Regions from separate parts of the Mus musculus genome. Here all the other regions are linked to region 1. Evidence: chromatin loops called from intact Hi-C (ENCODE). Cell type or tissue: heart. All regions are shown on one strand.

Region 1 (8,000 bases):
TTTTCTTCTGAAGGGCTGGTAGAACTGAGAGAAAAGCGATTGGCAATGTCAGGGAGGGCCGGATCTGCAGCTCTGCAAACTGGGCAGCCCTCCACAGCGGAACACAATGGCATCATGGTCACCACCCAGCTGAGCTCTGGGGAATACAGAGACCATTCATTGTCTGTCCTCAACCACCAAAGGAGGGAGGAAAAAACCCACGACAGCATTGAGGTCATTCACTAACCACCGCTGAGGCCTACAGACAAGACAGAGCCTCCCAGTCTTGAATGATATATTTTCCCATACGGCCTTTCTAAGGCAAAAAAGAAAAAAGGGGGGGGGAAGCACATTTGTTCTACAGTGGCACTGCTTGCTCTGAGAGAGATATTTTTAAATGCACAACTATAAACGAAGAACAACAGTTGGAAATTCTGTCATTTTTTCCCCCAGATAAAAAAAATTCCACCTATGATAATGCTTTGTTGAAAGGCAGTGGTATCTCATATTTATTCTTTTCATTGCATATTTGTATACCATTTCTTTTTTTCTTGAATATTTATAATCTTATAATTATAGGATGTAGGACGTGTCATCGCAACCAGAAAGTAAAATAGAACCACAAGTCCTCCTCAGAACGATAATGTATATTCTATAACACCAATTTCCTTTCTGCTTCATCTTCCTTTATACAATTTTGAAAATTAAATACATGAAAGGTCATTTGCTTTTACTTTTGCAAAGGAAGATATTCAAAAGAAATTATTATATTATTAGTCTTTGTGTCTACAGCCTGGAGGGTCAATTTTTTTTTTTCTGTTGAGGGCCCCATTGATTTGGCTTTGAGCCAGACTGACAGTCTGGGGGTGCAATGAAGACCATGAGAACACACTGCCTGCTACAAAGCAGTATGCTGAGGACTAAAACGAAGTAAATGAAGGTGCCTTGAGTAACACAAGTTCACGTGTGATAGTAAGAAATCTTCCTGAACATGCAATGCCAGCCCATTAGAGATGCCTGTCAATTGTATAAATACCAGTAGTTCACTCAATGAGAAAAATGATAAAAACAGGGACTTCTGACACTCTTGTTTCCTACCCTCCTACTCTTGCTGTCCCCATGCCACCACCCCTAGCTGGCTGTTGTACTTGGTTGAACGTATCAGGCTTGACACTCTCATGGATTTTTTTTTCCTATGGCTTTGTATGGTCCCTACTTAGTCATGTAGACATCAAAGATGGCATGAGTCCAAATGGCCTACTTCCACCAGAGAACGAGTCCAAGCTCCACTTTTAAAACAAGAACATTGGTTTATTGTGTGCATGTGTCAGGTTTGGTGACAAGTGCCTTTACCCACTGGGCTACCTTGCCAGCTCCCCAAACTCCATCTTCAGCTGGACACAGGGCCTGCTTACAAGCATATAGCAGCCGACTGTGTTTCCATCTCTAACAGCCACCTTCAGAGCTGAAGATGGAGGGAGACAAGTAAGTATTATTTAACCCCGTTCACTTTCTCAAGCCGAGGCTCCAGTTTATGCTTGCCTGGGTGTTGCATTAAGTGCTGTTCCAAGGCAGGCATGGGGCGGGGTGGGAGGAGACTGAAAGGGTATAGTTAACAATTCTTGCCACCTCCCCTGCCCAAATCACATACCACTCATGGAAAGGCACTGTTTAATTTATCAGCAAGGGTGATAAAGATTTGTGAATGGTTTACTTTGCAATCCTGCAGAATCCTTTATGTGGCTAGTGTCGATCAGAAATCAACTAGAAGCCCAAGAAAGAGCAAGATACTCTGACTCAGAAACACCACAGGTAACGGGGAGAACTGAAAAAAACCAGGACAACAGAGGATGACGACAGTGATAATCTGGTTCAAAAGAAGAAACAGATGGTGTTCGTCTCATTTCAGGCATGTGTTTCATACAGCATATCTGAGTGTGACCATAAAAAAGTCAGGGCCAAACACAGCACACACTCAATTGCTGGCACAGCAGCAAAAATCTTGAGTAATTTGGGTAGTTAAGACCACTTTTATCTTTCCAGTGAATTATTTTAAATTACTTTCTATAAACATATTTCTGATAATTCTATGCTAAATTCTTTTCTGCATACTGTACTTGCTCCGGGCACTTATTTGGAGGGATAGATGCTATACTTTATTCCTTTTAGAGGTCCCATTTTTCTTCCACCAGAGAAAATAACAGGTATAATCTCCTGCCTTTGGGGGCTACTGGAATTGTTGAGATTGTCTGTTATATCCTGATAATATTCTCTCCTACCCGTGCTCCCCCAAATTATTAAGGGGCAGTAACTAAAAACAACAATCAGTAAGAAGTTCCAAATGTCTAAATATATTAATATATTTCCAGTTCATCTGGCCTTAAATGTTACAGTCTGCATCTGATTGTCCAAGTGCTTTATGAGTGGATTTCCCAACATAAAGAAGTAATTCTGAGAGTTCTATAGTGTGCTTGAGAACTCTTATCTAACCTCTAGCTATGTTTAATTTCCTGCCATCCTTCTTATCTTAACTTCTCCTTAAACGCTGGACTTGAAGAAACACCAATAAGCCTCTGCCATCTGTAAAACAGTTTCACGATGGAAACGCCTGCCTCTCTGCAACTTGGGTTGATTTTTCCCCCCAGCCCAGCAGTCAACAGAAGGGATCATACACTTTACTGTGAACTTGCACGTGTTAGATTTACCCAAAGCATATACACATGGTTTCTCTTTCCACTGCCATCCCAAAGACACTGTTATCTTGACGAATCATGCTAGCATAAATTGTACTTTCAAACAGTATCACAATCTCACAATTCATAGAGGCTTTGTGTCTGTAACTTTTAGTCTTAAGATTTTGAGTAATGTTCTGGCTTTTAGTTAAAAAACAACAACAAAACAAAAACCAACAAACAACCCCCCCCAAGCAAATAAAAACCCCAACAACAGTGGAGTCCAGAGCCTAATTTGTGCAACGAGTTTGTAACAATCATTTCAGAAAAAAAAAGGGAAAATGGTTCAGAACTCTGGCTACCCACAGCAACTGTCAAATGTTCTTAAGATAACATCAACTAAGAATTCTGACCTACAGAACTCAAAAGTTGCAAGGGGGGCGGGGGAGAAACTCAGGTTTTTGTTGTTTTGTTTTTGTAAATGAGCCAGTAGCTTAGACATCTCTGCAGAAACGTGTCCTGACAGACTTCCTGCAACATTGTGATCCACAGCACGTTTGAATTACACTGTGAGTTAAAACAAAACAAAACAAACAAAAACCCCAAACCTTCCCATGCTTGAGCCTCACTTCTCAAGATCTGAACTGGAATAGTCTGAGGTGGGGGCCTGGGAACAGAATTCTCAGCAGGCACCCAAGGATTAGGAAGCACATAGGGCTTGAGAGCATAAATTAGAACTAGTTTTAACAGTCTGTCAGGGGTTGGGACTCTCACGGGTCTAGGCAACCTCCTCGTGCTGCCGGGTGATGGTAATTAAAGCCACAGCATGAGCGCCAAGCCAGTACTCCAAGCTTCAGGAGTCCGCCACGCTATTCCCTTACTCCCCAAAAGCAACCCATCAGCCCCCGAAGTCACCTCGTGGGCACGCAGCTGGCAGATCTCGGGCGGTGGGCAACAACGGACCTAGCTCTGGTGGTGGGGAGGAGGAAGGGGCGGGAGAAGTGGGGGAGTGACACAAGGAGAGCGGGAGGCTCGGGTTGCCTGGGCAACAAGGAGCTCGCTTCCGGTACGGGGCTTGAAAGACGGAAGTCCCGCCTTATCCGTGACGTAACGTCGTGTCAGTGGCTACACAGAGTCAAGGGCGGCACAGGAAGCGAATTCGTTTGTTTGGGCGGTCCCGGCAGCTAGCTATTGGGCACTAGGGGATCAGAACTGAATTGCACCCTCAGCTTTCGGTTATTATTATTATTATTTCTTCTTTAGCTTTTACTTTCTTTTCACTTTCTTAACTAAAATGGAAGGTGAGAAATTGTTTTGAAAATACAGATTCACTCAGATCTGTGTCAGCTTGACATTTATGAACCTTAATTTGTACCTAGTGTTTCTGTCATTATAATCGTCAGCAGTACATGCCCTTCTAGAGTTGCACAAGAGTCCTTAGTAACCAAAGATGAACTACTAGAAGGCCAAGTGGGCTTATTTGGCAAAATGTGCCATATTTTGCAGGAATTTATTACTAGGAAAACCAGATTTGGACCAGATGCATGGTTATTCCAAAAAGTGAAAATAGGAAACAATTTAAATGCCAAAGGCTAAGATAATTAGGCAATGTCAGTAGTGGGACATTATTACCTTATCATTCCTGTAATATTGGTGAATCAAAGTAGTATAAAAGAATATTTAGCAAACATATACCAGATGTCTACTATATGCTAAGTATCTGCAGTGTCTTGTAGCTTCAAGGCACACGTGATTTTGAGGTACTTAAATGTGAGAATTTTCGATGTGCTTAACTAAATTCCACAGTACATTTTAAAGAGTTAATATTGAAAAAAAAATACGTGAACTGTCTAGTTGTTGTTGACACTGTCTCACTTTCAGCTGGGTCGAAGGTCATCATCTTGCCCTGGCTGGTTTGAATTCCCAGAGATCCACCGGTCTCTTGACTGTTGGGATTACAGGCACGCGTATCAACAAGCCTGCCTTAACTAACTCACATTTTAAGCAATCTTAACCTGGCAGTGGTGTAGCTTCATTGATAGAATGTTTGTCCAGCATGAATGATGCGCTGGATCATTCCTTTATAACATCTCACATCTGGGCATATTGGCGCATCTGTAATCCTAGAATTCTGGGCATGGAAGCAAGGTTGTTGTGGCTACACAGTGAATCTGAGGTCAACCTGGGATGCATGAAGCTGTTTGAGGAAAAAAAAAATCCTTGCCTTAGGGAAGGAGAATTTACCTTAAATGAAGAGTAAAATGAATTCCATGTACATATTTTAATATTTATGTACATATTTTAATAATATGTACATATTTATTAATCTGTTCAATAGAACATGAAATTATATATGTGGCATAAATTATAATTCTAAAGGAGAGTAATATTTTACTTAGTGAATATACACTGGTAAACACAGTTTTTTTACTTCACAAAATTGACAATTGGTTGGGTAGAGATCATAGACAGTCAATGCAAGTGTAATTATGTTTTTCATTTGTTTGTTTAGAAAGAGTCTCATGTAGCCCGTGCAGAACTCCTATTTCCCAGGTGCGAGAATATTCATTACCATACCTGACATATTGTAGTAAATTTATATGATGAATATATTGCAGAAAGGGACAACACACACACACACACACACACACACACACACACACACACACAGGCAGTTAACTTTAGGCAAGAAACGAGAAAGGGCTGTGTGTGTTTGTAGGACTGTGACTATCTTCTGGGAAGCAGGCAAGTCATTTGGAGCCTGTGGGAAGAAGAGCAGGAAAGAAAAGAGAGTGATATGAGAAAGCGGTCACATACTTGCAGAAAAGGCAGAACATGATGGGCTTATAGAAAATGTATTTCAAATGGAGCAGTTCTGGAAATACCAAGTGTCTGCATGCACATACACAGAGTCTGTGTGTATGTTATATTGCTAGCTAGAATATTACTAGTGCTTTGGCTCCTCTTGTGCAGATCCAGATAAGCCATTCAGAGTGGTGAGAAGTGGGTTTCGTTCTCACAGTTGTGAGTGTGGGAAGCCCAGAGGAATATGGCAACTCCATGGGATGAGAAACTTGCCCTCTACCTGTCTTTTAACTTTACCCATCTTGCCTTCCTGTTTCTGAGAGCTTAGTCCAAGTTGACTTATCATGGCACCTTCCCCCAGCCCCTTCCCCCCTACCCCAGCTCAGTGGGAGGATAAAAGGGAAACCTCTTTGCATGCCTCTTCCTCCCAGATAGAGTTTCGAGACATTAATCATATTTGAGGCTGAATTGTTCTGTGTTCTGAGGGCTGCCCTGCTAAGATAAGATATTGGGAAGCATATCTGTCCTCTACCTACTATGTGCCAGTAGCATCCCTCAAATGTGACACCAAAGGAAACGTCCAGGCATATTGCAAATGTCCCCTGGGGGCAAAGCCACCTTCACTCGAGATGTATTGTCTTAGGACTTGTCCACAATACTGCTCACTGGTGGTTTGAATGTCATGACTCATCCATCATAAGGATAAAGCACTTTTGAAATTTTCTCTTTTAGGTAGCCAAGAGGCCCAATGATAAGTTAGCTGAAGATGAAGTCAAGAAGCTAGCAGATCCACACCTCCATCTCTGATTATGGTGGCTCTCTTCTTGGCTGAGTTTTAGTGGTTGTTTATCTTAATTTAGTTGCATAAAAAGCATAGGTGACGGTTAATAGTGAGCACCTAAGAAGTGAGAAGCCAACCCATGATTGTCTTCCAATCCTTAGTGTGGAAATTAATTCTGTCCACAGAGAGCGATATAAATATATAGATGCTGTGTGATACATTTACTTATGAATAAATGACTGACAAAAAAAGGTGAGAATTCTGTTTAAGAAGCATGGTCATTTTAACTCCTCAGGGTGAAACATTGAGAGGACTTGGAAAAGCTAGGGGGAGGTTGTTTTATTACTTGTGTTCTACCGCCCTCTGGTGGGAATTTGTAATTCGACTATTCCTCATCTAGCATCTTTTGTTCTGGTTTAAACTTCAGATAATGCAAAACTTCCAAGGGTCACCTATGATGAGGAACTTTAAAGCACTTTTTCACACTCGAGACTATTGCATTTGGGACTCTGCACTGTTTCATTGTGAAGGCTGCCCTATGTATTGTAGGGTATTTAGAAACATCCCTGGTGTTCCTAGCACCTCTCATTTGTAGAAAACAGAAATCTTGTCAGATGTCCCCTGTGGCTCAGAATTTCTCCTAGTTGTGGACCACTCCTTTAAACACTCGTGTGAATTTCCTATTTTCACAGCCTGTATAGTTCTGGAGTCTTAGAGCAGGGGTTATGAACTTTTGGTTCATGACTCCGTCAGCAAACTTTTATCTCCAAAAATATTTACATTATAATTTATAACACTAGCAAAATTACAGTTATTAAGTAGCAACAGAAATAATTTTATGGGTGGGTGGAGGCACTGTATGAAAGGTCACAGCACTAGGATGGCCGGGAACCATTGACTTACAGTATCCTGGAAATAGCTTCTATGTTAGTCAGTCCACCAAAGAAATGAGAGGTTCCACTTATAACTGTCCTGCTATAGCAGATATGCCTCCCTTTTCATAGTTTTCAGATCTCACTCACCCCTGCTCATCCCAGCAGTTGGAGGAGAGTTCTATGGAACTGAAGACAAGGTGAGAGAATGTAGTCTTAAGTCCTACAGGCTAAGGCTGTTATGCTACAGAAGAAGTAGAACGGAAAAACCCTAGGCTATGCCCACTCCCCCACCCCCCACTCCATGGGATGTACCAGCATGGATGATCTAGTGGACCATAGGGATCCATAGCTAATCTCATGGGCTCTTTGGACTTCCCTACCCTACTCTAGGACCCATCTATCATGAAGAAAGTTATTGAGAACCAGTACCTTACCAGGGTCAAGTTAAGAGGTGCCAAGCAACCTACCAAAAGTCCAAATTTCTGCCTTCAGAGCTCACCTTTTTTCTGTTCCCTTTCCTCTGATCATCAAATTTGTCGGGGTTCTCTGATCTTTCCAATACATTGATGGATCTTTCAGTCCCTTCTTTTTGTTTTCTCTTCTGTAAAAAGGGTGTCTTTATTTCTCCCTTCCCCTCCCCTCCCTTCCCCTCCCCTCCCCTCCCCTCCCCTCCCTTCCCTTCCCCTCCCCTCCCCTCCCCTCTCCTCTCCTCTCCTCTCACTGCTGTTTCTTTCAGAGCTCACTCTCTGACAGCACAGCAGACCTTTCCTTCTATGCTAGTTATAATCTTCTCTGTAGTGCTTTGCACAAATTGACAGTGCCTTCTTTTGGCAATTAGAACATCCATTCCATATTACAAAAGTAACATGTGCTTAATGCAACAGATAA
Region 2 (8,000 bases), 1.2 Mb before region 1:
GGGTAGTCAGCATGATTCAAACTATAGTAAGGAAACAGTTTACAGTTTCATTCTTGCATCCAATTGAATCTGTCAATCTGCCATTCAATGTGTAACATTTGCATTCTGTGAAGTTTTAAAAACTGACGTCTTCCTTTCAACCATGCAGCTTAGCCTGATGCTGGGTGGGCACTGAGAATTTGGTAGGAGAAAGAAGAAATGACCAGAACCTGGTAAGGTACTTCATTTCTTAGTCCACTGTTCCCATATCTCAGTGTCTGGGGACTGTGAGGACACCAACCATGATTTGAGATGGAGGAAGGTACTTCCTACTTCCTTTTTGATTTTTTTTTCAACTTTTTTTTTTCTGCTTCACTTAGGGAGGCAGAAAGCCAGGTGGTATTTGGATGTCATAGAAAGCCATGTGCTACATTTAACCTAGACAGAATATTCTTGTTGGCTACAGGAGGAGCTCTGGGCAGCCCTCCCAGGCTGTCTATTGTTCTTTTCTCTTCCTTTGGGACCGTATTGCCCACGGCCACTAATAGCACAGTGAAGTTCTGTGTAATTGCCTCTACCAAGAAGTACCAGTGGAAAGAGCCCAGAAAAAAATCTCAGGGCTTTAAAACATTTTCCAAACTTGTTTCATGTCTTTTTACCCTTTGCACTATGAATATAGAAAGGTTTATCTAGCTTTGATTTGTAAGTACCAGAACCCAAGCGCAGCTTCTCACAGGAAAGAAATGGTTTCATAAATGACCACTTAACACAATGGAATATTCACACAGGAAACTGGCAGTGATGTCATAGTAATTGTCAAAGGCATGATGTAAGCCCTGGAGTTGCAGCTTTGCAATGAAGTAGGCTCAGTTTTGAATTCAAATACCATAATTCACCTGGTTTGCCCTTTTTAAAACATATTTAACCTCTGCACCTTTGGTTTCCTTACTTGTAGACTAAGGACCATCTTAGCTGGTACAGTTGAAGCTCCTAGCCTATCATACACAAGTGAACAAGCTTTCTGAGAAGCACCAAATATTGGTGTTGTAGCCCATTGGATGGTTATGACACTTCAACTTCCATCATTTTAGTGTGGAGACTGCCATAGCCAATACGCAAAGAAATGGGTGTAACTGTCCCAATGATGCTTCATTTATGCACACTGAAATATGGGTTTTATGTCACCTTCACATGCTACAAAAATCTTATTTTTGTCTGTTTTCCAATGCTTTTATAAGAGACCTTTCCTAGCTGCAAACCAGGAATCAGGCAATTCTAACCTACCAGCTGACATTTGCTGGGTCCTGTAGTAGACACTCAGTAATTGCTAGTTCTCTTCCCTGGAGAGAACAGTGGATTGCGAGCCAGGCAGGGAATAATTACTTCTGAGAGAGTGAAGAAGGGCTGTCACCTTGAATTTTTTTTTAGAGTCATGTATAAGATTATGTTGATATTTTAATGATAAAGTGGTTGACACAAGTAAATTTCTTTAATCTTGTAATCTCTGTATGTGTTTGTATGTTTAGGGGAATGTGTGTCTGTGTGTAAGTCCTGCACACTTCCATGTGCCTGAGAAAGTGCATGAACTCAGACACCATTTTTCTGGTGTCTGGTGCTGCCTACCTTTTGTGGGTTTGTTTTTGTTTTGACTTGATGAGATTTCTCACTGGCCTGAAACGTGCCAGGTAGACAGCCTGAGAGCATCAAACCTGTCCCCTCCTTCCCAGCACAGGGTCGATAATGCCACAGCATTTTGATGTGGACTCTGAGCTTGCACTCAGCTGTTCATGCTCACAAGGCAAGTGCTTTGCCTACGTTAAATGCCACACTGATTGTTCTCTCTACAGGCTTATGGTTTGAATGAGAGTGGCCCTCTGGGTGTATATGTTTGAATGCTTGTTCTGAAGTTGGTGGGACTGTTAAGGAAAGATTGGGAAATGTGGCCTTGTTGGATGAAGTGTAAAGGTTTATCAGTGGGGCGTCTTTGAGGTTTGAGAAGCCCATGTCAGGCCAGACCTCTCCCCCCTCTCTTTCTCTCTCTTTGTATCTATCTCTTAATCATGGATGAGCTATAAGCTCTCAGCACTACTCTAGTACCACACCTGCCTTCCTGCTGCCATACTCCTTGCCAAGACAATCATGGACTTACCCTCTGAAAGTGTTAGCAATCCCCCAAATTAAATGCTTTCTTTCCTAAGTTCCATTGGAAGCCATATCTGAGGACCTGGAGCAGACTTCTGTTGGCCCCATGCTTGCTGCTTCCTTCTCTGAGTTCACAAGATCTTTGCTTAGTTGATTTAGAGGGCCTTGTTCTCTTGGTGTTCTCCAGCCCCTCGGGCTCTTCCACACAGTTCCCTGAGCCTTGAGGGAAGGGATTTGATGGAGACATCCCATTGAAACCTGAATGTTTCAAGGTCTCTCACTCTCTGCACACTGTCTAGTGGTAGGTCTCTGCATTTGTTCCCATCTGCTGCAGGAGGAAGCTTCTCTGATGATGGCTGAGCATGGCACTGATCTATGAGTACAGCAGAATGTCATTAGGCGTCATTTTATCACTAAGGTTTCTCTTTTTGACCAGTATTTGGTTTTACCCAAGGACCTTGGGCTATCTATTCACACATTCTTGGTCACCTAAACAGTGTCACTGTAGAAGAAAGGGGTTATTTCTGGTATTCTAAGAGGTACTTATTATTGTGATATTTGAACCAGACTTTGAAGGATCAAACACATGGGTGTAGCAAAGAATATGTGAGATTGGGGCAGCTAAGTATGCGAGACAAGGTCTTGGTGTTCTCTAGAGAAAGTGAACAGTCTACTATACAGGAAAGGGTGCTGCATCGGAGGCAAGGGAGAGCAATTTGCAGTTAGCTACAACCAGATTGACCAGAGTACTTGAATATTAAAGCTGAAAAAATTTCGATTCTTTCCCAAAGGCAACATGAAATACCATACAGGGGAGTTAAATAAAGATGGGAATATAGAGGAGATCAAAACAAACCCCCTCCCTTTTAAAAATAAGATGAAGAGAGGCTGGAAAAATGGCTCAATGATTGGGAACACAGGCTGTTGTTACAGAGGACCTGAGTTCTATTCCTAATCCACACGTGGTAGGTCACAAGCATCCATAACTCTACTTCCAAGGGATACAACGCTCTCTTCTGGCCTCTGAGGGTACTGCATGTACAGCATATGCAGCTGTTTATACATTCAGGCAAAAGACTCACACATCTATGTGTGTGTGTGTGTGTATGTATGTGTGTGTAAAGGAAAAACACTTCCCACTAGGCATGATTTTTCATGTCTTTAACCTCAGCTCTTTGGAAGTAGTACCAGGTATCAAGGCTAGCCTTGTCTACATAATGAGTTCCAGTACAGCTAGGGCTACATAGATAGACCCTGTCTCAAAACAGCAATAACAACAACAACAAAGCAAATAGAGAATACTTCCCTACAGTTTTACTTTTTAGAAAATCTGCTGGTGATGTTAGGAATGTTTCCGCTGATTCTGTGTGTATGTAATTATTGTAAAATTAATATATAGATGAATGTTATTTTATAATATTAACTATACTATTGATATTTGTTGGTTATATTTATAAACAATGTAAGATATATATATTCATTATAAGGTGATATGTATTTGTCTTTTAAACAATAGTGTTCGAAGGGAAATAAAGACAATATTCAATATTAACATTTTATACAATATTAAGATTGTATTTTCTTTTGTGGCTTGCATATAAGAATGTAATGGTGTTAATGACTAATCTCCTATACATGTCTGGACTATGTCTAATGATATCTGTGCAATCTCTTTGGTTGCTTTGATGTGGACTTTTTCATTGTCTGTGATTTATGATGTGGAAACTAAATCTATAAAGAAGTTACATAACTTTAGAAAAGGCATATGACAGAAGGGACAATGAACTAGTTTCTCTGAATGTTCATTTCTCAATTACCTATAACTGTTAATTCTTTCATTTGGCTTGTGTGTCACTGTTCCCGTCTAGAGCACTCTTCTGTCAGCTTTGGCTGGCCTTGCCTTAAAAGTGATTTCTTAAATCATCTTGTTGAACCTCTTTGTGTTTTCTTGCTATTTGAATTATAGGACTGTGACATTGCATTTGCACAGTTTGACTTTATCCCTTTAATATTTGTATTCTGTATGTAGTGTCAGGTGCATGGCTGCACAGTAGTGTAAGGCTGGAGATGTAGTTTAGTCAGTAGAATGCTTATCTGGGATACAGGGATTCCTGGATTTCAGCCTTAGTACCACAGAAGTTGAGCATGGTGGCACATGCCTATAATCTTAACATTCAAGAGGTAAAGGCAGGAGGATCAGGAGTTCAAGGTCAGCTTGAAGACTCAGGGTCAGTAACAAGCAAACAAGCCATGCCAAGTAGTAGTATATATTTAGTTACCAAATCCAATGTATCAAATATATCTTTTGTTGTTATAACTTATAATTTTTCTTATTGGTTCCATCTGATTCGGTTTTCTCATGACTATCATTGTGAGAGGAATCTAACAGGTTCCATCTTTTTCTGATATTAAATCCTTGTTTCTATTTTTTAGAGTCGTGCTCCAATTTCTGCTAAACTTGTGGCCAATATGCTGTCAGTTGCTGGGGCTGATCACATCATTACCATGGACCTGCATGCCTCTCAGATCCAGGTACAAACATTGTGTTTCTGTCCACGGTTAGGTCCTAACTCCCTTAACTAATTTTGAAAGATTTTGAGTCTGCACAGCTACTGTCCTGGCTGGCTGTCTTTCCTGTGGATGCCACCATTCCTAACACACCTTGCCTCCAATTCATTTATGAGGAACAGAAATGCTTTCTTATATGTTTTGTGGTTCCATCTAAGCTTCTGTAAATTAGTTAGTGTAGTAGTGCATATTGTGTGTGTTTGTGTACATTGCATGTCTTCCTCAATCACTCGTCAGCTTAAGTTTTGATGACTCGGTCTCTCACTGAACCTGGATCTCATCAATTCAGGAAAGTTGGCTGACCGATGAGCTCCAAGGATCTGCATACCTCTCCTTTCCCAACACTGGGGTCACAGAATGTGCAGCATATGCTTGTACAGCAAGTTTTCTATACATTCACACACCAGGCCATCTCCCTAGTCCTGCAATACACATTTTTAGTTTCTTCATAACTTTCTCTTTTGTCACAAAGACGGACCACATTTCTCAGTACCTACTTATGATATATAATGAATGTGAAGTATTTGATGTGTGCTTAAGTGCTAAAACAACAACAAAAATCCACCTGTCTTCCAGTTTGTCCTGCAATGCTGTTCTTTCTCTCGGTGCACATAAATATCAGAGCATGCCTAGGAAATGGACTGGACTGAAAGATGCCTTGTGGCATCGCAATTGTTAGATTTAATTCTGTAACAGTTACCCACAGGGATACTGGTGTATAAAAGTATCTTTTGGATCAATAGTTCAAATGTTATTGAAAGATAGCAATTACCTTTTAAAAAAATCTGTATCCAATTAAACTAAGTCCCTTTCCCCGTGGAGCGTGCTGTGCCGTGGCTGCAAACAGTAGGCTTCTTGGGAGGTTTTATATAGGGGTTTCTCTAAGAGACCTTGGGGACTGAACTTTCTGGTGAATAGTCTTGTCGCTTATCTCATCTTGTCACCAGTCCAGGCTTCAGAGAGGTATATGGATCACCATTGGGAAGCCCCAGGGCACAGTGGGCAAGGTTCACATTGGCCAGCCCATCATGTGTATAATACCAACCTGTAAAACAAGGATTTATGCGATTGAGGTCCTACACAGGGTTAAGTTCAAGTTCCCTAGCTGACAGAAGAGCCACATCTTTTGAGAGAGAGAGAGAGAGAGAGAGAGAGAGAGAGAGAGAGAGAGAGAGAGAGAGAGAGAGCACCAAGTTTAATGCGGATGAATCTGAAGAGATGTTATCGAAGAAGCAACATTTTCTCAACAAGCGTGGGACAAATATGTCCCTAATCATGGTCCCTCAGGCATGTGGTAGGACTCTGTGTTCCTGAGGCTTTCTGCTGTGCTTAACCCTTGACCCTGCCAATCATGTACTCTAATAAATCTCACATTCAATCGGAAAACCAAGTGACATTGATTTTCCTCCTTAGGGTTTCTTTGATATTCCTGTGGATAATTTATATGCAGAACCTGCAGTTCTTCAGTGGATTCGGGAGAACATCACTGAATGGAGAAACTGTATTATTGTTTCTCCAGATGCTGGAGGAGCCAAAAGGTACCATACAAGTGATACCATACACATCTCACCTACTACTTTCCTGACTTCTGTATTTCTCTATGTCTTAAGGGAGAAAGCATGCCTTGTTCGCTGGGGGAAATAGTTGAGTAGTTAAAGCTAATGTCCCACAAGCTTGAGGACTGAAGTTGGGTCTGAAGAGCTTATATAGATGCTGAGTACGCTTTACGGTCTGTCTGTGATTTTAGCCTTGGAAGACAGGGATGGGGGAATTCCCCAAGCTATCTAACTAGCTCAGCGTTTAATTGAGAAACACTGCATCAAAAAATAAGGTAAAAGAGCAATCAAAGCACATTCCTGACATTAACTTGGAGCCTCCACATGTGTGTGCATACATGCATACCACACAAAAACACACTGACAACCTTTATAGATAGCATGCTTAGTGTGTGTGTCCCCGCGCACGTGTGTGCGTGTGTGTGTATGTGTCTGTGTGTGTGTGTGTGTGTGTGTGTGTGTGTGTGTGTGTGTGTGTGTGTGTGTGTGTGTTTGCTGGGGATAGTATTATAATGTAGCCCTGCCCCCACCAGGAAGTTTGCTTTTAATTATGCAACATTTTATTTTGTAAATGAGCAACTGAATAGGTCTCAGGCTTTGCCTCCAGAACAGAAACCCATCACTGTCCCAGCATTTCACATCATTCATGAAAATAAAACAAACACACACATACATTCTATATAATAAGAATTTTAATTAACACAATTGACTGAATTAGTCCTTCTAACCACAAACACTTGACTGGAGCAGGCACAATAGAAACCAGTTTTTCAAAATGTATATGGAACAACAAGAAAGGGGGCTAAAGTCTGTCTACATTACAGATGGGGCTGGACTGTACTCTGGTGTTCTGGGGGATGTGGGTGAGATGAGAAGGGGAAGGCAGCTTGGCCTGTCCCACCTATTCAAGTGCCTCCCTAAAGCAGGATGCGAAAAGCTAGGTCCCTAGCCAATAAGCAGAGCCTTTGGCTGAGGGAGAAAGTAGTCACCCATGAGAAATCCAACCACAAGTTTGTGCCACAGGCAGGTGAATATGAGGTCTCCCTGGGGTGTTGGACTCCCTGGACTAAGAAAATTAATACAAAATTAGTCTGACACTGCAGTACCTCTATGGAGAAAGACTTCTACAGTTTGAGTTGGTAGGGTATCAGTCACTGTACCATGTGACCTGTCAATCTGATCATCCAAAATCAGCCAGCCCTGAGGGACTAACATGCCCGGATTCCTTGTGTATAGATAGCCACCAGGGCACAGGCAGCCAGTACTTAGGAGATGTAGAATGACTGGCAAATGAACAGGTTTAACGAGAAACTGAGCGTGCTGCCACAGTGGCAACCTAAGGACATAGCCCTGAGTGGCAGTGTCAACCAGCTCTATGGAGAGCTTCAAGGGGCGCACGAACCACTAGGGGATGTGGTGTTGTGGAGGCAACAAGAATAAGATTATGCTGGTCCTACACACTGCCCACACTGCAAACTGAGCCTTAGGACCCTGAGCCTTGGAGAACTTGCCAGCTGCTATCTGGGAAGACAAACCTGGTGGAGTGGAGTGGAGTTGCCAAGGTAGGGGCTGCCATAAGAAAGGGAAAGGGAAAAGAGAACTCTCCGCACCAACTAAAGTAAAGAGGTTTATTGATGGGAGTCAATCATTTGAGTCCAGGGTAAAGAATGAAGATCAAGCTTCAGAACAACCCAAAAGGGCAGTGATCTTGGGTGTGTCTCAGTGGTGGAACCTTGGCAGTCAGGCTCATAGCCC
Region 3 (8,000 bases), 120 kb before region 1:
GTATGTTTAACATGCTATTACTGTATGGCACAGTGCTTCCACTTCTAGTTAGACATTCCAAAGAACTGAAAACAGGTACCCCAAGGGAAACTGAGATGTGCATGCTCATGGCAGCATTCTTTACAGCAGTCAAAAGACAGCAAGTGCCCTAATCACTACCATCTGATGAGTGGACGGACTGAGATCTACCCATTCGATGTAAGCAGACAGCCAGGAGAGTGAATTATGAACAGATCATAAATGGGCTTTGAAACACAATGCTGAGTAAAAGGTGTATGAATTTACTTATGAATCTATTCATGTGAAATATCAAGAAATGAGAAATTCATTGAAACAAATTTAGAGGTCACCAAGATTAGGAGGAAAGAGAGGAAGACAAGAATAAGTGAGTATCAGGTTTCCTTTGGTGATAAAAATGTCTTAGAACTAGATGGTAGTGATATTTATACAATATTATTAATGTACTAAATGCTATTTCAGATGGCTCCAATGGAAAGCTTTATTAATGTCATATATATGCATATATATATATATATATATATATATATATCACATTATATATGTGTGTGTGCGTGCGTGTTTGTGTGTGTGTACTTGCTGCTCTTGCAGATGGCTTGGGTTTGGTCCCCAGTAACCACATGGTAGCTCGCAAACATCTATAAATCCAGTTCCAGGAGATCTGATTCCTCTTCTGGCCTCTATGGGCACTGCATACACATATGGTAGACATACATACACATAAAATAAAAATAAAACATTTAAAAAGTAAAAATGAATAAGCAAAAGGGAAAATTCCGCAAGAACAACATCATAGTGACTACACTAGTTACTTCTCCCTTTGCTATGACAGAAAACCTGACAGAAACAACTTAAAGGAGGGAGGGTGTACTTTGGCTCATAGTTTGAGGGGATACAGTCCATCATAGCAGACTATAGCAGGAGGCAGCTCCATGGTCATAGAAATGTGTAGCTAGGACTCCTCACCTCCTCACATCTTGAGATGGTTCAGTCAGTAAAATACTTGTAAGGCAAACATGAGGACTCAGAACTCATGAAAAAACAAAAGGCAATTGTATGCTTGTAATCTCAGAACTGGGGAGGGGGAGACAGGAGGATCTATTGTGATTGCTGGAAAACCAACTTAGGCTACTCAGTGAGTTCCAGACCAGTGAGACTCCTTGTCTCAAAAAATAAGGTGGACAGCATCTGAGGAACAAGCACCAAAGTTGTCCCCTGGCCTCCTCATGCACACATGTGAGTATGCACAGGCATGCATGCACATGGGCACACAGAGCAATGACATATGGTCAGATAGATTATGCAACATCCAAACAGATGTTTCAGGGTAATCTTAAACAATCTACTGTTTGTCAAGGTGGCCTGTGGGCTGACTCGAAGAGCAGCAGGAATCTTCTGCCAGTTTCTGCAAGCTCAAGTCACAAAATATCCACCTAAAACTACCAGTGATAGTGAACAAGAGAAGAGTTGTTTCCAAGGCAAGTAAGTGGCCATGATAGAATACTACATATCTAACACTGAGTGTGGCTGTTGTCTGGTAACATTGGAGGTGACATCATGTACATGCCATGATGTTGTCTCACCCCTTTGGAATAATGGACAAACCCCGGGGCTAATTTCAGAACACCATCTTTACTCCCAAATTGGAAAGCGGGTTGGAGCTCATGTGTGTGAATAGGCAAGACCATTCTTTGGATCCCAAAGTTCCAGCTGTGCATTTCAGTGTCATTGAAAGGCCTGGGTCACAGGGCAGGAGAGGACACTTCCTCCAGCATACCCTTTCCTAAAGAAACCCCTTCCCCAGTCTCCAGGAAGCTAAAAGAAACACGCACCAATCCAGAGCTGCTTTTGACTGGCTTTCTGTTCTCTTTGGCATGCTGTTCTCTTAGAAGGAAGAAGCCCCTTTAAGATTTTAACAACTTATTGAGATATTCAAGAAAGAAAATGTAACAGGATCCAAAGATTGTCTCTAGGGTCATGGAAACTTGACAGAAACCCTGAATTAGTTTCATAAGAGCATCTAGTAAGCTGGGAAAGAGTGAACAGAGCAGAGCTCTGTGGCTGTCTTTGCTACTTTGTGGTTCTTTTTCTTCATACCCTTTATTTCTTCCATACTACCATTTTGTCCCCTATCACTAGAGAGAGAGAGAGAGAGAGAGAGAGAGAGAGGAGAGAGAGAGAATCCCTGAATCTAATTTCTTTCCTTTTGTTTCTTTTTTAACAAAACACAACCAACTGTCCCCCCACCCACCCCCCGAACTATCACCACCAACCCCTCCTATTGGGGCTCTAGCATGTATAGACCCTCTGAAAAGTTCCCAGAATTCCAAACATCACACAATCACAGAAACTATCTGCAGATGGCAAAACCACACCTCTGCTAGAGCACGAGAAAAATCAGTCAGCTGCTGTGGACAGTCTGAAGCAGCCCCATAGTCCCACACCTGGGGTTTAAGAAAACCCCAAATCCCATAATATTTCTGTATTTCCAAAGAAACCAAAGAAGACAGGGTCTTTTGTATTCCTTGGCTACATAGTGAGTTCAAAGCCAGCCTGGAATACAAAAGACCTTGTCTCAAAACTAAAGTTTCAAAAAATCTTCCTTAGCACAATGACTTGTTTTCCAGCCATGCAAATGTTATACTCCTGATCCTCCTGTCTGACAAGTGCTGGGATTACAGGCACTTGCAACCATGTCCCGCTTATTATGCAAGTTCTTGGGATCTAAACTCTGGTCCTTCATGTTTCTATCATAAGCACTTTTTTCCCACATGCCATTTCTCTAGCCACAGATTCCTCTTGACATTGAATATCAAGTAAATTCAGCCCGTTTTCTTTAATTTGTCAAATGTACAGAACAACAACAAAAACCAATGTTCTATTTTTCATCTGTTTGAAGCACAGAACACCAAGTTGCCTAAATAGAATTCTGTACTGTTTTTAAATATAGGGAACTATTTTTAAGGGTCTTCCAAGTGGTACAGAAAATTCCTAAAGCTAGGGTCTGTAGATTTTTACCTTATCTTTGTTCACTGCCATTAAGATATTTGGGGACTGGAGTTGAAGAGATAGCTCTGTCAGTAAAGTGTCTGTCATGCCGGCACATTTGACCCCTAGAACCAATATAAAAGGCTGGGTACCTGGGCAAGTGGAGACTTGCTGGAAAGACAGTATAGTCAAGTAGGTGAGCTCGAGGTTCAGTGAGAGACCCTGTCTCAGAAAATAAGGTGGAAATTGACTGAGGAAGATATCGGTTATCAGTCTCTAGGTACATGGGGGTACACCTGTACACGTGTACACGTGCACATACACACACAGAGAAGATCTGGAAAACACAGTATAAGAAATAGCGTCTCTATATTGTCACATTTTTCCTCCTCAGAGCTATAAACTTTAATATACCATATTAGGAAGTAGTTTTCTCCATAGATGTTAGATAACTGAAGCTACACTTGACCAAAGACTCTAAATCAGAAATATGTAAATCGGTGAGAAGGAAATATACGTTGTCTAACCTGAATAGTGTTCAAAATATGAAAGGATACAAGTGGGAGAAAGGCTTATGTGCCATGATTCAGGAAAACATTAGGTCTGCCCTGAAATTTATTAGAAAAGGAAATGGAGAAAAGCAGGGGGCGGCAGGAAGCAACATCTGTAGAGAATGAAAACATAGTTTGTCATCTCACGTAAGGAGACATTGAGTAATTGGTTTGCAAAGGAACTTAGTTCTCCAGCTTTGAGTTTCCAAAACAGGGTATTCAGAAGCCTATTTGTACCACTTAAAAACATTTAAAAATGATGTGTACATGTGCATGTGGGTGGGAGTGTAGGCTTTGCACACAGGAATGCAGTCAGTGCATATGAGTGCAGTGCCTGGGAAGGCCAGAAGAGGGTATCAGATTCCCCGCAACTTGAGATACAGGCAGTTGTGACCCAACTGGTCTGGATGCTGAGAATCAAATAGGCCTCATTAAAAAAATGTGTATATGGAGGTAAATTATGTATGTATACCACATGTGTACATGTAACCAAGAAATCTAGAAAAGAGTGTCGGACACCCCCTTCTGGGGCTAGAATTACAGGTGGTTGTGAGCCACAAACATAGGTGCTAGGGAACCAAACATAGGTCCTCTACAAGAGCAGTGAATATTCTTCCTCATTGAGCCATCTCTCCAGCTCCTGTACCATTTTTATAACTCTTCAAAGCATGCATAAGTAAACTATCACTAGCACATACTGAAGACTGCCTTATTAAAATATATGGCATCACCAAAATATGAAATTTCATTGACTTTCATCTCAAACTGACATATTAGTTAACTCAAGTGCCAAAGAACCTATTAGTTATTCTGTTTGCTACCTCAGAAAAAGGAATGCTTGGGAGAGAGGTGTAGCTCAATTGCAGAGCACTTGATTAGAAAAAAGAACTATTTACTGTTCAAATAGATGCCCAGGCCTACACTGCATGTAGGGTGACCTTGAGTACAGCCAACATCACTGGGAAGAATCAGAACAAAAACCAGTCAAACAGGAGAAAAGGCATAGATGTCTAGAAGTTTAGGCCAGTTCTAGTTTTCTTTCTAGTGCTTTGATAAACATCATCACCAAAAGTAACTTGGGAGGAAAGGGGTTTGCATCATCTTACAGTTTATAGTTCATCATCAAGGGAAAGCCAGTGCAGGATCTTAAGGTGGGGACTTGAAGCAGGAACTGAAGTAGAACCATGGATGAATGCTGCTTACTGGCTTGCTCTTCATGGCTTGCTCAGCCCGTTTTCTTATGTAGCCCATGATTACTGGCCAGAGGAAGGTACCAGTACCAGTGGGTTGGGTACTCCCACATCAGTTCCTAATGAAGAAAATGCCCCTGCAGATATGCATATGCACCAATCTGATAGAAGCAATTCCAGGAGAGTCCCTCTTCCTGGGTGACTCTTGTTTTTGTCAGCATGGCAAAAACCTGCCAGCACCACAGTAAAACAAATATACTTGATTTCTTGGAAGTTTCAAACTAGCTAGATGGAAGAATTTTGAGTGTTCATAACACAAAAACATAAAACTGTCTGTGAGATGGTATAGATGCTAACCTTGGTTAAATCACTATATACTATGAACTTCTATCAAGATAGCACTCCACCCATAAATATATACAACTATGGATCCAAAACCTTCACACCCTTCAGTAAAGTCAGGGTGTTCACCTGACTACAATGAACCAGTAGAGAAGACGTTAACCTTATACTAGAAAGTCAAACATGATTTTCTTTTATTTGAGTTTTTGAGTTGGGAGTGGTTTGAATTCTCACCCCCACTTCTTTCAAATATTACAAGTGAAGTTTGTGAGCTAAGCGTGATGTACACTTCTCTGTATCCAGCACTCAGGAGGAAGAAGCAAGAATATTAGGAGTTCCAGGCTAGCATGGGCTGTCAGTCGAATTCTAAGCCAGCCTGGGCTACAAGAGACCTTGTTCCTAAAGAAAAACAAACCCCAGTCCATAAATATACAAAGGCTTGAGTTTTCTGTAAACTAAAACCGATCAGAAAATGAGTACAGAGCAAAGAATTTACATTTGTGTATCTGTACTATATTTGCAATGGGTTAAAGCAGCCACAGAAGTGAAATTCTGACCTTGCTTTCTACCCTGGTCTCCTGATTTTCTGACTCGTGAGCATAAAATAGCTCTTGATTCCTGGGTTAGGAACTGCAAAGACTCTGCTGAATTAGTATTCAACATATGCGAGGAGACAATTTATTCAAATTTCAGCTAATGAATTAGCAAGCAAAAGCTCACCCTGAAGTTCCACGATTAATCAATGATTAATTTAACCTAATGCCTTTCGGAGCTCAATTGATCTCTTTGTAGTCCACGACATTTTTCTCTCGAGAAATGTGCAAACATTGCCCATGACTGGTACATTCCTTCATCTTTATGTTTACAGTGGAGTATGTATCAGGATGTGGCTGCATTGCCAGAGCATGTGAAAAATGCTTGCAAGCATAGGCACTATTTATAAGTTCCCAGCACTGTTGACATTACAGGGCCAGGAATGGATAGCTTCCCTATATAATCCTGTCATCCCCAGGCCTCTGCCCTGGAAACTTACATTTCCTGTTTTGCCTACACGAAAAGACGCCAGGCCAGTCTCAGCAGTCACTTTCCTGGTGACATCACTGCCACCACCAAACTCTCAACATGGATGCTGGCTCCTCCTTCTCTCTGCCTTTCAGTCCCTACCCCAGCCATTATCATGGAAGAAAATGATGTCAAACTGGAGACATTTTCCCTCCTATTGTTTAAGATGTGGAGTTGGGCATTGGGCTACTAGTGTCCCCAGAAATGGTGCACTTCATCTTCTAGATACATTAGTGTGGTTCCATCCATGCCTGTCACTGATGAAGGCTTTTTGGGTTCTCACAAAACCTAATGGCATGTGCACTGGGGAAAGAGTTCAGCCCTTGGGGCTTCTCCTTCCAGGGGACTTTGGGGCTACCCTGAGGGAAGACAGAGGCAAAGCTGCTAGAAGGGAGCGACAACACAGAATCCTCTCAGTCTTTGTTATATCACACCCCTCTCCCGGTGGGTGGTGGCTGTGAAGACAGCTGGGGTTGAGGCAAGTATCAGAATGCCAGTAGGCACTCTCTATCACTAGCCTTCACTTCATAGCCTTACTTCCCCAGTAACTGAGAATGGAGGGTGAGAAGGGCAGTGTTATGTAAGGGAGTCTCAATACTGGCTGGATTGGAATCACTTGGGGAGTAGTCTGTTGCTGCTGCTGCTTCTGGAGTATCCCTAGGTCCAATCAATCAGACCCTGTAGAGGTGGAACCAGAGGACAGTAAGCTGGCCTCATTGACAGTATAGCTCAAGAGCCAGCGTTCAACTGCGGCGGTTTTGCTCCAAAGTCACCTCTTCTTGAGCAACCCTGTGATTCTGCCATGGCCCATCAGGCCTAAAGACCCAAATTTGGAAGCTGATGCGAGTTGCAGGCTTTACATTTCACACGTGTGGTTGGGAGAGAAAAACAGATGGAGTGATGCGGAATTAGAGGACGTCTTTCAGCATTCAGGGGCCGCTTTTCCGTGGCTGTAATCCCACGTCTCATCATCTCCTGATGGGAGTCAGCATTAAGGAAAAGTGGTGAGCTGTGCTTGTAGTTTAATGTTTCCCCATGGGTATACCTGTGAGTGTATGGGCATGGTATATGTGGAGGCCTGGACATGTGAGTGTATGGGCATGGTATATGTGGAGGCCTGGACCTGTGAGTGTATGGGCATGGTGTATGTGGAGGCCTGGACCTGTGAGTGTATGGGTATGGTATATGTGGAGGCCTGGAATCAACCTCAGTGTCATTCCCTAGGAGAAATCCACTTTGTTTATTGAGATAGGCTCATCTACTAGGACTCTCTGGGTTTGGCAATTAGCTCTACTGCCTGGCTAGCCAAGGGAACCCCAGTGATCCACCTGTCTCCACCATATCAGCATTTCGATTACAAGCTCACAGCCATGTGCTCAGCTTTTTGCGTGGTTGCTAAGGATGGTATTTAAGTCCTCCTGCTTGTGCAGCAAGCACTTTTACCAATGGAGCCATCTCTCCAGCCCCCTGGAGTCTTGAAATATTTCTTTAAGCAGCCAGGGATTACTGTAAAGCCGGCTTTCCGTAAGAAAGCCATTGGTTACAAGGTTGGACTAGAAAAACATTCTCAGTCGTTACAGAGCTTCTAATGTACGTGCAGAAAGGCTTCATGGGTAAAACTCATTCCCTTCCATTTTCTTTCATGGGAACCCACAAATGACAGAAACATGCGCACATTGCCCTTTCGCCCTGGTAAATGAAATCAAGATCTCCATTTGTCACATGGTCTCTAACGGAGCCAATACTTGGCATGTCCACCTCGGGCCTCTCAGCTATTTCTTGACAGTCTTGGTTCAGGAGCAGTGCATGCACTAAAGACTTATACTCAGGTCTCTGGTAAAGACAAACA
Region 4 (8,000 bases), 250 kb before region 1:
GATCTTCCTTAATTTCTTTCTTCAGAGATTTGAAGTTTTTATCATACAGATCTTTCACTTCCTTAGTTAGAGTCGCACCAAGATATTTTATATTATTTGTGACTATTGAGAAGGGTGTTGTTTCCCTAATTTCTTTCTCAGCCTGTTTATTCTTGTATAGAGAAAGGCCATTGACTTGTTTGAGTTTATTTTATATCCAGCTACTTCACCGAAGCTGTTTATCAGGTTTAGGAGTTCTCTGGTAGAATTTTTAGGGTCACTTATATATACTATCATATCATCTGCAAAAAGTGATATTTTGACTTCCTCTTTTCCAATTTGTATCCCCTTGATCTCCTTTTGTTGTCGAATTGCTCTGGCTAATACTTCAAGTACTATGTTGAAAAGGTAGGGAGAAAGTGGGCACCCTTGTCTAGTCCCTGATTTTAGTGGGATTGCTTTCAGCTTCTCTCCATTTACTTTGATGTTGGCTACTGGTTTGCTGTAGATTGCTTTTATCATGTTTAGGTATGGGCCTTGAATTCCTGATCTTTCCAACACTTTTATCATGAATGGGTGTTGGATCTTGTCAAATGCTTTTTCTGCATCTAACGAGATGATCATGTGGTTTTTGTCTTTGAGTTTGTTTATATAATGGATTACATTGATGGATTTTCGTATATTAAACCATCCCTGCATCCCTGGAATAAAGCCTACTTGGTCAGGATGGATGATTGCTTTAATGTGTTCCTGGATTCGGTTAGCGAGAATTTTATTGAGGATTTTTGCATCGATATTCATAAGAGAAATTGGTCTGAAGTTCTCTATCTTTGTTGGGTCTTTCTGTGGTTTAGGTATCAGAGTAATAGTGGCTTCATAAAATGAGTTGGGTAGAGTACCTTCTACTTCTATTTTGTGAAATAGTTTGTGCAGAACTGGAATTAGATCTTCTTTGAAGGTCTGATAGAACTCTGCACTAAACCCATCTGGTCCTGGGCTTTTTTTGGTTGGGAGACTATTAATAACTGCTTCTATTTCTTTAGGTGATATGGGACTGTTTAGATGATCAACTTGATCCTGATTCAACTTTGGTACCTGGTATCTGTCCAGAAATTTGTCCATTTCGTCCAGGTTTTCCAGTTTCGTTGAGTATAGCCTTTTGTAGAAGGATCTGATGGTGTTTTGGATTTCTTCAGGATCTGTTGTTATGTCTCCCTTTTCATTTTTGATTTTGTTAATTAGGATTTTGTCCCTGTGCCCTTTAGTGAGTCTAGCTAAGGGTTTATCTATCTTGTTGATTTTCTCAAAGAACCAACTCCTCGTTTGGTTAATTCTTTGAATAGTTCTTCTTGTTTCCACTTGGTTGATTTCACCCCTGAGTTTGATTATTTCCTGCCGTCTACTCCTCTTGGGTGAATTTGCTTCCTTTTTTTCTAGGGCTTTTAGATGTGTTGTCAAGCTGCTAGTATGTGCTGTCTCCCGTTTCTTCTTGGAGGCACTCAGAGCTATGAGTTTCCCTCTTAGAAATGCTTTCATTGTGTCCCATAGGTTTGGGTACGTTGTGGCTTCATTTTCATTAAACTCTAAAAAGTCTTTAATTTCTTTCTTTATTCCTTCCTTGACCAAGGTATCATTGAGAAGAGTGTTATTCAGTTTCCACGTGAATGTTGGCTTTCCATTATTTATGTTGTTATTGAAGATCAGTCTTAGGCCATGGTGGTCTGATAGGATACATGGGACAATTTCTATATTTTTGTATCTATTGAGGCCTGTTTTGTGACCAATTATATGGTCAATTTTGGAGAAGGTCCCGTGAGGTGCTAAGAAGAAGGTATATCCTTTTGTTTTAGGATAAAATGTTCTGTAGATATCTGTCAGGTCCATTTGTTTCATAACTTCTGTTAGTTTCACTGTGTCCCTGTTTAGTTTCTGTTTCCACGATCTGTCCTTTGAAGAAAGTGGTGTGTTGAAGTCTCCCACTATTATTGTGTGAGGTGCAATGTATGCTTTGAGCTTTACTAAAGTGTCTCTAATGAATGTGGCTGCCCTTGCATTTGGTGCGTAGATATTCAGAATTGAGAGTTCCTCTTGGAGGATTTTACCTTTGATGAGTATGAAGTGTCCCTCCTTGTCTTTTTTGATAACTTTGGGTTGGAAGTCGATTTTATCCGATATTAAAATGGCTACTCCAGCTTGTTTCTTCAGTCTATTTGCTTGGAAAATTGTTTTCCAGCCTTTCACTCTGAGGTAGTGTCTGTCTTTTTCCCTGAGATGTGTTTCCTGTAAGCAGCAGAATGTTGGGTCCTGTTTGTGTAGCCAATCTGTAAGTCTATGTCTTTTTATTGGGGAATTGAGTCCATTGATATTAAGAGATATTAAGGAAAAATAGTTGTTGCTTCCTTTTATTTTTGTTGTTAGAGTTGGCATTCTGTTTTTGTGGCTGTCTCCTTTTTGGTTTGTTGAATGATTACTTTCTTGGTTGTTCTAGGGCGTGATTTCCGTCCTTGTATTGCTTCTTTTCTGTTATTATCCTTTGAAGGGCTGGATTCGTGGAAAGATATTGTGTGAATTTGGTTTTGTCGTGGAATACTTTGGTTTCTCCATCTATGGTAATTGAGAGTTTGGCCGGGTATAGTAGCCTGGGCTGGCATTTGTGTTCTCTTAGTGTCTGTATAACATCTGTCCAGGCTCTTCTGGCTTTCATAGTCTCTGGTGAAAAGTCTGGTGTAATTCTGATAGGCCTTCCTTTATATGTTACTTGACCTTTCTCCCTTACTGCTTTTAATATTCTATCTTTATTTAGTGCATTTGTTGTTCTGATTATTATGTGTCGGGAGGAATTTCTTTTCTGGTCCAGTCTATTTGGAGTTCTGTAGGCTTCTTGTATGATCATGGGCATCTCTTTTTTTATGTTTGGGAAGTTTTCTTCTATTATTTTGTTGAAGATATTAGCTGGCCCTTTAAGTTGAAAATCTTCATTCTCATCAATTCCTATTATCCGTAGGTTTGGTCTTCTCATTGTGTCCTGCATTACCTGGATGTTTTGAGTTAGGATCCTTTTGCATTTTGTATTTTCTTTGACTGTTGTGTCGATGTTCTCTATGGAATCTTCTGCACCTGAGATTCTCTCTTCCATTTCTTGTATTCTGTTGCTGATGCTCGCATCTATGGTTCCAGATCTCTTTCCTAGGGTTTCTATCTCCAGCGTTGCCTCGTTTTGGGTTTTCTTTATTGTGTCTACTTCCCCTTTTAGTTCTAATATGGTTTTGTTCATTTCCATCACCTGTTTGGATGTGTTTTCCTGTTTTTCTTTAATGATTTCTACCTGTTTGGCTGTGTTTTCCTGCTTTTCTGTAAGGGCCTGTAACTCTTTAGCAGTGCTCTCCTGTAATTCTTTAAGTGACTTATGAAAGTCCTTCTTGATGTCCTCTATCATCATCATGAGAAATGTTTTTAAATCTGGGTCTAGATTTTCGGTTGTGTTGGGGTGCCCAGGACTAGGTGGGGTGGGAGTGCTGCGTTCTGATGATGGTGAGTGGTCTTGATTTCTGTTAGTAGGATTCTTACGTTTGCCTTTCGCCATCTGGTAATCTCTGAAGCTAGCTGTTTTAGTTGTCACTGTTAAGAGCTTGTTCTTCAGGTGACTCTGTTAGCCTCTATAAGCAGACCTGGAGGGTAGCACTCTCCTTAGTTTCAGTGGGCAGAGTATTCTCTGCAGGCAAGCTCTCTTTTTGCAGGGCAGGTACCCAGATATCTGGTGTTCGAACCAGACTCCTGGCAGAAGTTGTGTTCCACTCACTAGAGGTCTTAGGATCTCGTGTGGAATCCTGTGTGGGCCCTTGCGGGTGTCAGGCGACTCCACTGGCAAGGTAGCCCGGGGCTCAAGTGGAGTGGAAGGGGTTTGTGCCCCAGATCAAGCCCGGGTAGCCTGCTTCCCTATGTACCGCAGTCTCAGGTTCCACGCGATTGGATTGGGGCAGGTGCTGTGTTCCACTCACTAGAGGTCTTAGGATCCCGTGGGGAGTCCCGTGTGGGCCCTTGCGGGTGTTGGGCAAGACTCTGCTGGCAAGGTAGCCCGGAGCTCGAGTCGAGCGGAAGGGACTTGTGCCCCAGATCAGGCCCGGGTAGCCTGCTTCCTCTATTTAACTTTTTAAATGCACTTCTCTCCCCTCCTTCTAAGCATTCATGTAAATTAAGTGTAATTTCCCAGCTCCATGCCTTTCCAGGTTAGCCAGCAGAGGGTGCTAGTGCTGATACCTGGAGCTTTTGCTTAATTCTTGAAGCAGTGAGCTTTAGGTAGTGGTTCTCAGAATGGCTTGTTCTCTGCAGTACCTGGGAGGTAGAGAACTGCTAGTACTACCCACTTAAATCTCACTAGGAAGGCCTTGTAGGCTCAATGTATAGAGGAATAGGACTTCTCCTCACCCCGTCCTTCCCTCCCTCTCTCCCTCTATTCCTTCCTTCTTAACTCCCTTCTGTCACCCCCTCTTTTGATTATTAAATGTTGAAAGCAGGTCTTAAGCCTTTATCTGTGAACTAGTGAATTAGATCCAGCAGTGGTAAAGAATATTATAGAACAAACAGTTATGTGTGTAAGCTAACTTGTTTGTGCTTTTGTAACTTTATTCTTTACTTCTAAATTGATTGTGGCCACTTACCATCTATAGCCAGGTTTTTGTTATGCTTTAGGGTTTGTTTTTTTTTTTTTTTTGGTTTTGTTGCTGCTGTTTTGTTTGTTTGTTTGTTTGACATATGTTTTCATTTTGTTTTTAACCCTGGCTGACCTCAAACTCACTATGTACACCAGGCTAGCCTTAGACTTGCAATGATTCTTCTGCCTGTCTAGTGTTAGAATTATAAGCATGGGCTCACGATGTAACTAGTTTGTTTTGTGTGTGTGTGTGTGTGTGTGTGTGTGTGTGTGTGTGTGTGTTTAATTTTAAAACTAGGGGTTGGAGAGATGGCTCAGCGGTTAAGAGCACTAGCTGCTCTTCTAGAGGTTCTGGGTTCAATGTGAGTAACCACATGGTGGCTCACAACCATTTGTAATGGGATCCGATGCCCTCTTGTGGTGCTGTCTGAAGACAGCTACAGTGTGCTCATAAAATAAATAACTCTTTTTTAAAAATTAAAAAAATAAAACTAATTAAAACTTATTGGTGTGTGATTGGGTTCATGCATGTCACAGCAGTGGAGGTTAGAGGACAACTTGTAAGAGTCAGTTCTTTTCCTTCTATCATGTGGATGTGGGTCCTGGGTATCAAACTCAGACTTGGCACCAACTGCAAAAAGCTGCCCTCCTAGGCAGTTTTGAAATGTTAGCTCTCTCCTGTAAGAAAGGACTATGGCGTTGGCTCCTTCCCACTTCTTTAGGCCAGGTACCCCTGTTCTGCTCCCTCTTCAGTCTGACATACAGTAACGAGGTCAGTTTGTAAAATACAGGGAGACTTTTTCCTTTACTTCCTAGTTAGGACAGTCACAGAAATTGTAGTCTGCTTTCTTACAAAATTTTTTTGGGTTAATTTCAGGACCCAGAAGCTCCAAGAAGAAAAAATTAAAAGTGAGGCTGAGGCACTTGAGAGACGGGAACAGAATCTGAAGAATATTGAAGACACCTATGATCAGAAACTCAAAACTGAACTGCTAAAGTAATTGTTGGGTGTTTTAAAAAGAGTAATATGTTTGAATTAAGTTGGTGAAAATGTAGCCAAAATTGATGAAGTAATAAGACGAATATTTACATGACAAAATTCAGTGTTTGAGAAAAACTATTTTCTTTGACAAATCATAGCTTTGTGATAAATATTTAAGAGGTTTCTAAAGCTTACAGTGTAGAGAATTACATCAGATACTCTTATTCATAACTCCTCGGGCTGTGAGGAATTGTGAGGACTTTAACCTTACATATGTAAGTGTGTATTAGATTATATAATTATTCCATTGTTTTAACCCTTGGATGTTATACACATTTTATTTTATTTTTGAGTCTCTTTTTTTTCTTTTTCCAATTTTTTATTAGGTGTTTTCTTCATTTACATTTCAAATGCTATCCCGAAAGTCCCCTATACCCTCCCCCTGCCCTGCTCCCCAACCCACCCACACCCACTTCTTAGCCCTGGTGCTCTTCTGTACTGGGCCATATAAGTAACCTTAGGGCACCATATGTCTTGCTTAGTTTGTGTAGCTGATCAACTGTAAAATTGGAATTCGGATTACTTTAGTCATCGTTGTCATGCTGCCACTGAGATGAATGTCAGTAACAATTGCAAGTTGTTTAAGGTAGAATTTGATTGAGAACTTGAGCTTTGTTCTCTCAAGACTCCATAAAGCCAGAATCAAAAGAAGGGAGCTAAAGTAAACTATATGAAGCAAAAGGTGATGCAGGGAAATGAAAAATGACAGCTACAGTTAATTTGGTCCACCCCCCTTCTCTTCTGCTTCTTGCTATGTAGCTCAGGTTGACCCAAAATTCTTGATTCTTTTGCTCTGTACTCCCAAGATCAGTGATAGCAAATGTGTGCCACCATATCTAGGTACTCTAGTCTGAATTTTATGGGCCAGTGACTAGAACCCCAGAGCAAGGATAATTGGATGGAAATTTTTCTCAATGGCAGGTGTATTTGTCCCATCTAATAACCTTTAATATTTGTCTTTGGTTTCAGCAATGGTAGGGGTGAGGGATATTTATTACAGGAGGGTTTGTCTTTCTTTTTGTCCATCTCTGACTAGTGATAACTGAAGAAAATAAGTAAAACTCCATGGTAACATCCCCTTTGCTATTGCTGATATGGATCTAATACCAGTAGGCTCTCAATTGTAATAAACCCTAAGAACAAAAGTTCTTGACTTGGTTGGAATTGGGGAGATTGCACAGGCAGATTACAAATGACTGAATGCCTTGCCATCTCTGGGGACACAGAATCTGTTGCATGTTAGGTAAGCTTTTCATTGTTTCCTTTTATACTCTCTGTATAAATTGAGACCAGTGGAAAAGTAGTTGTTTCCAGTAACCCCACGATAACATCCTTCATTTTGTGTAATTGAGTTTGGGACTATATTTTTATAGGATGGAGGGTTTATTGGACCTTTGATGTTTAAAGTTCTCTTGCCTGGCCTTAGAACTGAGACTTTGAAGTTTCTCCTAAGCCATGTTGGTAGTGGGGATGCTGGGCCACAGATAAGCTCCTCAGGATTAGTGGTCTCTCCAGGTAGATGGCAAGGACCTCATTTTAGTCATTCTGATTCTCAGGTACCAACTGGAGCTAAAGGATGACTACATCACTAGGACAAATAAACTCCTGGAAGAGGAAAGGAAGAATAAAGGTGATGTGGATGGATGGCTCATTGCAGTTCTGATACAGGCTACTAGCCTCCTAAGTTACATCTGTGCTATATTCTTTTTGGTTGTTTCTTGTTTTGGTTTCTCAAGATAGGGTTTCTGTATCCTGGTTGTCCTGAAACTCATTCTGTAGAACAGGTTGGTCTCGAATTCAGAGATCCATTTGCCTCTGCCTCCTATGTGCTGGGATTAAAGGTGTGTGCCACCACTCCCTGGCATCTCTTGTATATATCTCTTGTTCTTAAATTTGGCTTCCACTTATTATGAAACATTTATTTACATATTTATTTGTTAGGGGGCGTTGTATGTGTTAAATAGTGTGCATGTAGAGGTCACAGAACTTAATGGGACTTGGTTTTTGTCATTCTACAGTTGGGTCCCTAGCATTGAAATTGGGTTGTCAGACATAGCAGCAGGTGTTTTTACCCACTAGTCCATCTCACTGGCTCTTCATTTCTTTTTTAAAGATTTATTTATTTTGATTTTATGTGTGTGAGTGTTTTGCCTGCATATATGTCTGCACCATGTGCATGCAGTGTCCGTGAGGTCAGTAAAGCATATTGGATCCCCTGGAGCTGGAGTTACAGATTGTGAGCCGCCATGTGGGTGCTGGGAATTGAGCCCAGGTCCTCTGAAAGAACAGCCAGTGCTCTTAACTGCTGAGCCATCTCTCCACCTCCAT

The links. Peaks named below come from ENCODE experiments on the same cell type or tissue, not always from the same donor. Only the 100,000 strongest peaks of a DNase experiment are listed, where the experiment ranks them.
Region 2: it touches region 1 in a loop (4-fold over the local background); 2 of 42 quality-filtered maps call a loop at or near these places.
Region 3: it touches region 1 in a loop (3-fold over the local background); 8 of 42 quality-filtered maps call a loop at or near these places.
Region 4: it touches region 1 in a loop (4-fold over the local background); 15 of 42 quality-filtered maps call a loop at or near these places.

The regions. Positions count from the first base shown.
Region 1 is chrX:166,166,117-166,174,116 of GRCm38, reverse strand. Gemin8 (gem nuclear organelle associated protein 8) reads right to left here and starts at 3,663. Exons shown (of 4, transcript NM_146238.4): 1 at 3,567-3,663. In heart, CTCF peaks have their summits at 3,857 and 6,589 (motif pointing left); a DNase peak (open chromatin) is centred at 3,726; H3K4me3 peaks cover 1,401 bases; H3K27ac peaks cover 749 bases.
Region 2 is chrX:167,361,772-167,369,771 of GRCm38, reverse strand. Prps2 (phosphoribosyl pyrophosphate synthetase 2) reads left to right here. Exons shown (of 7, transcript NM_026662.5): 3 at 4,555-4,653; 4 at 6,103-6,227. It also overlaps the pseudogene Gm26368. Among named protein-coding and RNA genes, the nearest start is that of Prps2, 17 kb to the left of the region's middle. In heart, no CTCF peak of the experiment used is centred here; no DNase peak of the experiment used is centred here.
Region 3 is chrX:166,289,555-166,297,554 of GRCm38, reverse strand. It overlaps a transcript of Gpm6b not described here. Among named protein-coding and RNA genes, the nearest start is that of Gpm6b, 51 kb to the left of the region's middle. In heart, a CTCF peak has its summit at 3,891 (motif pointing right); no DNase peak of the experiment used is centred here; H3K27me3 peaks cover 340 bases.
Region 4 is chrX:166,412,603-166,420,602 of GRCm38, reverse strand. It overlaps Ofd1 (OFD1, centriole and centriolar satellite protein), which reads left to right. Exons shown (of 23, transcript NM_177429.3): 10 at 5,508-5,627; 11 at 7,229-7,302. Among named protein-coding and RNA genes, the nearest start is that of Ofd1, 24 kb to the left of the region's middle. In heart, CTCF peaks have their summits at 4,216 (motif pointing right) and 5,064 (motif pointing left); no DNase peak of the experiment used is centred here.